Regions from separate parts of the Homo sapiens genome. Here region 2 is linked to region 1. The links are chromatin contacts, found by Hi-C or POLR2A ChIA-PET in ENCODE. All regions are on one chromosome and are shown on one strand. Each heading gives the region's core, a stretch centred on a gene start or an enhancer-like site at or near the end of the contact. The rest is flanking DNA. Distances are from core to core; before and after follow the strand shown.

Evidence for each region. Hi-C counts contacts between places; a loop is a spot of excess contacts on that map. ChIA-PET counts read pairs that join two places held with the same protein, here RNA polymerase II (POLR2A). Pooled maps may share reads with other maps.
Region 2: a pooled map shows a loop between it and region 1 (15-fold over the local background). The contact joins the promoter of THAP8 here to the promoter of GRAMD1A in region 1. A Hi-C loop is called at or near these places in 2 of 37 single-sample maps with no recorded cell type and 7 of 50 pooled maps. POLR2A ChIA-PET finds 5 or more read pairs at or near these places in 1 of 52 experiments (PC-3).

What each region holds. Positions count from the first base shown.
Region 1 is chr19:34,997,889-35,002,129 of GRCh38, reverse strand. GRAMD1A (GRAM domain containing 1A) reads right to left here and starts at 1,807. Exons shown (of 20, transcript NM_020895.5): 1 at 1,644-1,807. The coding sequence starts at 1,651. RefSeq lists silencers at 1,193-1,322, 1,593-1,972 and an enhancer at 3,747-4,241.
Region 2 is chr19:36,052,136-36,057,120 of GRCh38, reverse strand. THAP8 (THAP domain containing 8) reads left to right here and starts at 2,836. Exons shown (of 4, transcript NM_152658.3): 1 at 2,836-2,986. The coding sequence starts at 2,904. It overlaps WDR62 (WD repeat domain 62), which reads right to left and starts at 2,224. Exons shown (of 32, transcript NM_001083961.2): 1 at 1,973-2,224. The coding sequence starts at 2,149.

The DNA of each region.
Region 1 (4,241 bases), core at 558-3,057:
AGGGGTCTCACACTGTTCACACACACACAAAACCACAGAGGGTCTCAGCTGTACACAGAGAGGCCTAGGCACCACTCAATACTGTCACAAAGGAATACACAAGGGAATGTTCACACAAAGATGGAATCAAATTAAGTTACAGCCACACTCACAGAGCCCCAGACACACAACAATGTCACAAATGTAACTTACATTGGCACACAGAGCTAAATGAGAGTTTCAAGCCAGGCGCGATGGCTTAAGCCTGTAATCCCAGCACTTTGGGAGGCCGAGGTGGGTGGATCACCTGAGGTCAGGAGTTCGAGATCAGCCTGGCCAACATGGTGAAACCCCATCTCTACTAAAAATACAAAACTTAGCCAGGCGTGGTGGCACACGCCTGTAATCCCAGCTACTCAGGAGGCTGAGGCAGGAGAATTGCTTGAACCCAGCAGGAGGAGGTTGCAGTGGGCCGAGATCGTGCCACTGCACTCTAGCCTGGGCGACAGAGCCAGACTCTATTTCAAAAGAAAAAAAAAAAAAGAAGAGCGTTTCAGAGCTAAATTACAGGCATATGCAGGCACAGAGGGTCATGGTAGAACCCAGAGCCCCAGGCACACTTGTACACACACCACTAAGTCACAATGGGACGCACACTGGTAACTTACAGCAACGCTTGGAGCTACAGATAGAATTAATGGTAAAACACACACAGCCCAAGAAGGATCAGAGCTGCTACACACGGTAACTCCAGACACATGTACAAACACTCCAACGTCACACTCAGACACACAGGGGTAATTTATATTTGCACAGGGAGCTACAGATGGAATGAGACACAACACGCACACAACCAGCTGCTCACAGCCACAGATTTGGAGCCCCAGACACACACAGGTAACTTACAGTGACACACAGAGCCGCGGTCAGAATTAGTGGTTAAGTTACACGCAGGAACTCTATCAGAGGCCCAAAGCTGCTGCAGGCTAGCAGCCCCAGACACACGTACACACACTTGCAAGACAATTCACAGTCGGAAGCACATGCGCCCACCTGGACCGGAAGGGGAGTAAGAAGTCAATTCCGAGCACACAGGACCCCCCGCCCTCCATGACCTCAAGCACGCGGTCCTGGAGAGACGCAGGAAGCCCCCACCCCCGGCAGCCCCGAGACCCGCAACAGCCAAGGACGGTGGGAGGGGGCCCAGGCAGGAGGGGGCTGCCTACTCCCGGCGCGCCCAGGGCTCCGCGGCCTGTGGGCCTGGGCTGGTCCCGATCCTGTCTCCATCCCAGGCCGGAGCCCCAGTTCGGCCTCGCGCTCACCCCTGGCTTACCAGGCAGGGGGTTGCCAGGCCTGAGGGCCCTCCCCGCCAGATGAACCCGCGGGCCCCCAGCCAAACCCCGCAACCCAGTGCGTCGCGGGCCGGCAGTGGCGACCCAGACCCCGGGCCCTGCCCTGCGTCCGCGCCCCACTCCCCAGCTGCACCCCTCGCCCGGGGGCCCCCTGCCCCGCCCCCACCCCGATCGCCCCGGCCAGAGCCATGTGCAGAGGCCCCCGACCTCTGCAGCGGCCGCTCCGCCCCCTCCCCAAGCCCGCGGCGCCCCCTCCCTCCGGTGGCCTCCCCCGCGCGCCCGGTCCCTGAGCTCTAGTCGCCCGGTCCTTACTCGAACATGGATGCGGCGCGGTGGGCGCGCCCCGGGCGCAGGGCAGGGCAGGGCAGGGCAGGGCTGGGCTGCGCGGGGCTGGGCTGCGCTGGGCGTCCCCGCAGGGCACCGGCCTGGCCTTCCGCGGCCGCCGCCCCCACCCGACCCAACCGCCCGCACAAAAGGCCGGAGCCGCCGGAGGCCGCCGCGGCGTCAGCGACACCCCCTTCCTTCCCCCGCCCCGCCGCGTCACGGCGCCGCCCCCAGCCCGGGAGGGAAGGCGGGGAGGGGCCGCAGAGGCCTAGAAGGAGGGAGAAGCCGGGGAGAGAGGGACTGGACAGAGAAGGGAAAGCAGAGGGGCAGAGAGACAGAGAAGGAAACAAAGAGACTTTATTAAAACCAAACATCGTGGAGGCAGCTGCCTGCCCGCAGGTTGGGGAGCCCCCTCCCCTAGTACCTAGAAAAGGGTCCCTAGCAACTACTATGCCCCTGGCCAGAAGCTCCTGGACCTCCCAGGGAGGAACCTGAGAGCCGGGGCGAAGGTGGGGGAGGACTGGAGATGCTGGGAAACCGAGGTGTATGTATGGGGGAGGGGGCCTGAAGCTGGCGGGAAGGGGTGGGGCCGGTTGGCCGCCTCCTCCTTCCCTCTCCCAGTCTCTGAGCCCGGGTTCCTGGTCCCAGGAGGTCCGGTGCCTCCGTTTCTAGGGACTTCCCAGTTTTGGTCAGCCAGGCCAAGTACCAAGTCAGAATCCAGCCTCCCTGGCTCTTATCTGTGCTGAGACCTTGCGCTCATCACCCCAGTGCTGGGAGTCCCACTAACTCGGTGGTAAGGGCTTTTCCCGGGGACAGCGCAGGAACGGGCAAAATCAGTCCTTTTACGGAAGGAGAAGCCCGGCCTCTAAGATGGGAAGTGACTTGTTGGGGTCACCTGGTAGGTAGGCGGCAGAGTTGGATTCGATCCTGCTCTGACGCCATAACCTGCGTCCCCCCTCCCCCGCCCCGTCTGCAAGAGGTCAGAGTCAGGTGGTGTCCTGGACTCCTGGCCCAACCACACAGAAATGCGAGTCCCACCTCACAGCTCCGGGGCTGTGGCTCCCCAGCGCTCTCCAGGGTACGCTGTCCCCGCCTCTTTTGAAAAAACTCCCTTCCCAACCCTCTCCATCAACCCTTCCCCTCCTCCTGCAAAAGAAGCCCACCTGACTTCTCCATTTTGATGAATGGCAGGCCCAGAACTTCAGAGTCTTTTCTGACCCTCTCTTTTCCTTCACACCACATCCAATCCGTCACAAACTGTGGGCTCCACGTATAAAATCAATCGCTCCATTCTAAACTCTTCTTCCTCCGCTGCCCACGCCCTGGCCCAGCCTCCATCCTCTCCTGCCTGATCTCCCTGCTCCCATCCCTGCCCCTACTGTCTGTTCTCACCTGCAGCCAGAGAGAGCCTGGGACCACCTGAGTCAGTTAACTACCCTCCTGGCTCAGAGCCCTGCCCCAGCTGTACCTCACTCCAGGTAAAAGCAAAGTCCTCACCTTGGCACCCAAGGCCCCTGTCAGCTCTCTGACTTCAGCTCCTCATCTCCCCCTGGCTCACACCCCCCATCCAGCCTACCCGCTGTTCTTCTAACTCACCAGGCACCTTCCTGCCTCCTACCCCAAGACCTTTGCACTGGTTATTCCCTCTGCATGGACAGCACCCCCCCTATCGCCGTGCCCTACCTCTCATGCTAACCCCCACCTCTAAAACCCCCATCCACCATCTGACATTTGCTGCCTCCCACCGGCCAATGGAAGAGAGGCCCTCCTCCCACCACCTTCCTCTGTCCAACTGATCTCTTTAGATTTCTCTTTGGTCTGTTTCTTCTAGTGTAATGCTTTTAGTTTTTTAATTAAATAATATTTATTTCAGGTCAGGCGCGTTGGGTCACGCCTGTAATCCCAGCACTTTGGGAGGCCAAGGAGGGTGGATCACCTATCAGGAGTTCGAGACCAGCCTGGCCAACAGAGTGAAACCCCATCTCTATCAAAAATACAAAAAAATTAGCCAGGTGTAGTGGCTTGCACCTGTAATCCCAGCTACCCAGGAAGCTGAGGCAGGAGAATTGCTTGAACCCGGGAGGTGGAAGTTGCAGTGAGCCAGGATCGCACCACTGCGCTCCAGCCTGGACAACAGAGCAAGACTCCATCTCAAAAAAAAAAAAAAAAAAAAAAAGGAAGAAAATATAACAGTCCTCTATGTCCCCTGTACCTATATAGAATAGATGTGGACATTTTGCCATTTTGCTTCAGGTCCTTTTTTTAAAAGAAATAAATGATTACACTTACAACCAAAGGCCTGGCTCCCCATCCCTCCTTTCCCTTCCCGTGCCCCCCAAGGAGCCTTCTGCCTGCCATGCAGTTGGTGTGTTTCCTTCCTGCGCTTTTTTTTTTTTTTTTTTTTGAGACAAGGTCTTGCTCTGTCGCTCAGGCTGGAGTGGTGCAGTGGCTCGATCTTGGCTCACTGCAGCCTCCACCTCCTCGGTTCAAGCGATTCTCTTGCCCCAACTTCCTGAATAGCTGGGATTACAGGCATGCGCCACCATGCCTGGCTAATTTTTGTATTTTTAGTAGAGATGGGGTTTC
Region 2 (4,985 bases), core at 1,587-4,086, 1.1 Mb before region 1:
TAACTTGGCGGGGCACAGTAGCTCACGCCTGTAATCCTAGCACTTTGGGAGGCCGAGGCAGGCAGATCGCTTGAGCTCAGTAATTCAAGACCAGCCTGGCCAACACGGCGAGACCCTGTCTCTACCAGAAAACACAAAAAAATTAGTCAGGTATGGTGGCATGCGCCTGCAGTCCCAGCTACTCAGGAGGCTTGAGGCAGGAAGATCACCTGAGCCCAGGGAGGCTGAGACTGCAGTGAGCCGAGATCAACCCAGTGCACTACAGCCTGGATGACAGAGTAAGACCCCATCTCAAAAAAAAAAAAAAAGAAAAGAAAAAGCGAAGTTCATAACCTGCCAGGAAGAACAGGACTAAAGTTTAAGCTCAGGCTGCCTGGGTCCAACCATACCATCAGCAGCAGTCTGTGCTCTTAGCCACTTTGCTATAACGCCTCTCTGAATTTGCTATTGTTATATGTAGTTTAATAGCTCAAAGGGCACTTTCAGGAACATATAAGATAAAGGCTATGAAGTATAGGGTGCTGGGTGACAGATGAAGGTGGCTGTTTGCTTTAGAATGGGGTTCGAGAAGGCCTTTCAAGATAGCGACATTCAGGCTGAGACTTGAAGGATGGGAAGGAGCCAGACAGGCAGATTGCAGCAAAAAGCCCAGGCTGAGGACTCACCAATCACAAAGGCCAGGAGGCAGAAAAGAATATGGAGCCTCAGGAAAACCAAAAGCAGGCCAGTGTGACTGAACCTTGGTGACAGAGAGCACATGGGAGGTACAGCCAGAGCCCTGTAGCCAGGAGTGGGCGGTATAATCACAGTGCAGGAGAAAGTCATGGGGCAGGAACAAGCTCCACCAGCAGCTACCAGGTATCCTCCCTTTATCTGGACTCCGTGCCAAGAAGATCACAATTAAAATTTCATTTCCCTCCAATGCAATAGTATAATTTATTTATTTATTTATTTTGAGACAGAGTCTCACTCTGTCGCCCAGGCTGGAGTGCAGTGGCATGACCTCAGCTCACTGCAACCTCCGCCTCCCAGGTTCAAGCGATTTCTCCCGCCTCAGCCTCCTGAGTAGCTGGGATTACAGGCGCGCGCTAGCATGCCGGGCTAATTTTTCTACTTTTTGTAGAGACGGGTTTCACCATGTTGGCCAGGCTGGTCTTGAACTGATCTCAGGTGAACAGCCCACCTTGGCCTCCCAAAGTGCTGGGATTACAGACGTGAGCTACCGCGCCCTACCAGTAGTATGGTTCTTATCATCTCCATTTTATAAAAACAGATTTTGTGCCTACACAGCTGGAAAACAATTTTTTTAATTGCCGCTGTGCTAATGGAATTCCTTCTACCTACTGTGAAATCATTTCTTTCCATTTTTCTGTCTCAGGATTTAGGGAACTGTTCTGTACGCCCTCCTCCCCAGGCAGCACTGCAGAGATTTTATAAATAACTTCTCACGTCTTTCTCATAGTTTTGAGTGACAATATGGATTAAGAATCCCACCTTGGTGAGGAAAAAGGATAGAGATCGCAGAAGGTGAGAGAAGGCGGGGTAGAAGCGAGGAAGAGTTGGGGCAGGTAACACTCTGGACCGAACCCTCGAAGGGACCTTAATGACTCAGCGGGGGCCAGGGCAGTGAGGCTGCAGTGAGCTATGATCGTGACGTCTAAAGGCGATAGAACGGGGGTTAAAATATAGCAGGACTAGGCTGTGATTTACAGAAGCAAAATGCATTTCCACGGGTGGGAACCAGCGAGGAACCCCCGAATTGCTCCAACGCTGAGGGTGGAGCCGGGAAAGCAGCGAGGAGAAAGTGGGAGGGGCCGTGGCTAAAGGGGCGGGGGTTAGGGGACGAGGCATGGCAGGGAACAACCTGAGGGGACTGGCCGGGGGCTGATGTCGGGGCCACAGTTCTCAGGACGGGACTAGGGGAAACCTAGGAAGCCTGGAACTGGGGTAGACATGGCGAGCAGCTTCTCACCCGGTTCTGCACCGTCTCCTCGGAGGCCGTCGAGAGTCGCGTCCGCCGCCGTAGGCAGATTGGTGGGGCGGGGGGCGGGGAGGACTGGCCCCTCCGCGCCGGAACTCCCGCCATGACAGAGGGCAGCTTCTCCCCTGCATCGTTCCGCGCATAGCCTCCGGACCCTACGGCCGCCATCGTCACGCCGGAGGCGGGCGACCGTTACATCCCCTAACCGCCGCTGCCGCCACCGCCACGACCCACTGGAACAGCGAACAGCCGCGGGAAAGCCGGCGCCACCGCCTATTGGACGCGACGGGCCCGGCCTAGCCAATCGCAGGGATGCCGGGCGGCGCTTAGAACCAATGGGGGCGAAGAGGCGGAGCGAGTGCCTGGCGGGGCGGGGCCACAGCCAGTGTACTGGATGCCTGATTAAGCGTCATGGGGTCTTTCATCCAGACTGCGTTTTCATTATTCGCTGAAACATACAGGTTTTAATTTTTACGAGGCTAAGGCCACGGCCGCCTCACCTCGGTTTTTGCCGCCACCTAGAGGAACTATGTGCGCCCCAACGGTTGCCCGGATGTAGGCGTAGGGTGGAGCCGTAAGAGATTGACTAGCCAGTTGATTTGGTTGGCGCAGGCTCAGAAACGCCGTGACGCCGCCCTTCCCCCCAACACGTGATGAAAGTCGGGGTGACGAAGGGCCGGCTTTGCGCAGGTGCACAGTACTCGCTATGGCCCATTCGTCACGTGACGAGGGCGGGACTGTGGCACTGTGGAGGGGCGCCTAGTAGGCAGGCGCTCTCAGCTCTCTCCCCGGTACGTGACGAGACTCCACGGACGTCACGTGAGGCAGGCGGCGAGCGCGGGTGGGGCGGGGTTAGGCGGCGCTCCGCGAGAACCAAAGTGCAGCCGCTGACCCGGCAAAACTCAGCGGGGGCTGGATAGCCATGCCCAAGTACTGCAGGGCGCCGAACTGCTCCAACACTGCGGGCCGCCTGGGTGCAGACAACCGCCCTGTGAGCTTCTACAAGTGAGCGCAGCGCGGGGCGGGGCTTGAGGGAGGCGGGACCCTGAGAGGGGTGGGGCCCGAGCATTAGTGCTGCTGTGCGGGGCTTCTGGTCTTGCTTGAGGGTGTTAGGAAGTGGGGTTAAACCATGAGGAGATGGCCTTCCTGGCAGTGTCCATTGCACATACAAAGGTGCAGGCGTGGGAAACAGGAGTAGACGATTGACTACAGATAGCGAGCGAAGCGAGCCGAAGAGTGAAAGGGATGTAAGAAGTGAAGTCGGTGCAGGCTGTTAGAGAGCCTGCAGATGCCCACTTGCCCTCCCCACGCATTTGAGCCATCTGAAACTCAGAGCATCCGAAACTGAGCTTGCGATCGTGTCTCCCCAAAACCTTCCAGTCTGTCTTATCTTAGTAGCGTGCTTCATTCTTCTTGTTGCTTAGGTTTAAAAAATGTCATCCTTACCTCTTTCGTCATACTTGGGAAAGTCAGAATTAGCTTCGACTGTAAAAGATCTGTCTCCTTATTTATCTGGCTGACATAAGCCAGTTGGTGGAAGAATTACTAGGAAAAAACATTTCTTTGCTTTTTTTTTTTTTTTTTTTTGAGACAAGATCGCTTTGTCGCCCAGGCTGGAATGCAGTGGAACGATCACAGCTCACTGCAACCTCGACCTCCCGGGCTCAAGTGATCCTCCCACCTCACCCTACCAAGTAGCTGGGACCAGAGGCACGCGCCACCATGCCTGGATAATTTAAATTTTTTTTTTTTTTTTTTTTTTTTTTTTTTTTTGCCAGGCTTGGTGGCTCACGCCTGTAATCCCAGCACTTTGGGAGGCCGAGGCGGGCAGATCACCTGAGGTCAGGAGTTCGAGACCAGCCTGGCCAACATGGTGAAACCCCGTGTCTACTAAAAATACAAAAATTAGATGGGCGTGGTGGCTCATGCGTGTAATTCCAGCTACTCCGTGGGCTGAGGCAGGAGAATCGCATGAATCCAGAAGGCAGAGGTTGCAGTGAGCCAAGATGAGGCCACTGCAATCCAGCGTGGGCAACAAGAGTGAGACTCCGTCTCAAAAAAAAAAATTTTGTTTTTAAAGAGAGAGATGGGATCACCCTATGTTGTCCAGTCTAGTCTCAAACTCCTGGGCACAAGCAGTCCTCCTGCCTCGGCCTCCCAAAGTGCTTGGATTACAGGCGTGAGCCACTGCACCCAGCCAGGAAAAAATATTTCTCTTGGACATACTGCAGATGTAAAGTGGCAGAATTCCCATCCTTTGAGTGTCTACTGCTTTCTTAGTAGGAAACTTTGGTTGTCTAAAGTCAGAGATGATCACAAACTTTGCTGTTTGAAATCACATCAAGTAAGAATGAAACATCTCACTTTTGCTTGGAGGAGCTAAGTCACTTTGACACAGAAAAGCAGTCCCTATTTACAATCCAGGTTTGGAGCTTCAGATAAGGACACAATATTCTACATCTATGTAAACTTTATTGCATCTGAGAAGACAAACCCTGGGCCCACTTCACCATCCGGACCTGATATTGATCCCTTTACACACAGTTCTGATTTGCTTTGAGGCAATCTGAACACTGCTTAGTTTACATTTCACCTAAAAAATAACTCTGTTTGTTGAGACTCCCTCACAAAACAAAGGCCCATAGGGCCTATGGCAGTGGTCCCCAACCCTTATGGCACCAGGGACTGGTTTTGTGGAAGACAGTTTTTCCACGGATGGGATAGGGTTGGGGGAATGGTTTTGGGATGAAACGCTTCAGATCATCAGGCATTAGATTCTCATAAAAAGCGGGCAACTGGCCAGGCACAGTGGCTCATGCCTGTAATCCCAGCACTTTGGGAGGCCAAGGCGGGCAGATCACGAGGTCAGGAGATCGAGACCATCCTGGCCAACATGGCGAAACCTTGTCTCTACTAAAAATACAAAAATTAGCTAGGTGTGGTGGCACATGCCTGTAATCCCAGCTACTTGGGAGGCTGAGGCAGGAGGATCACTTGAACCCAG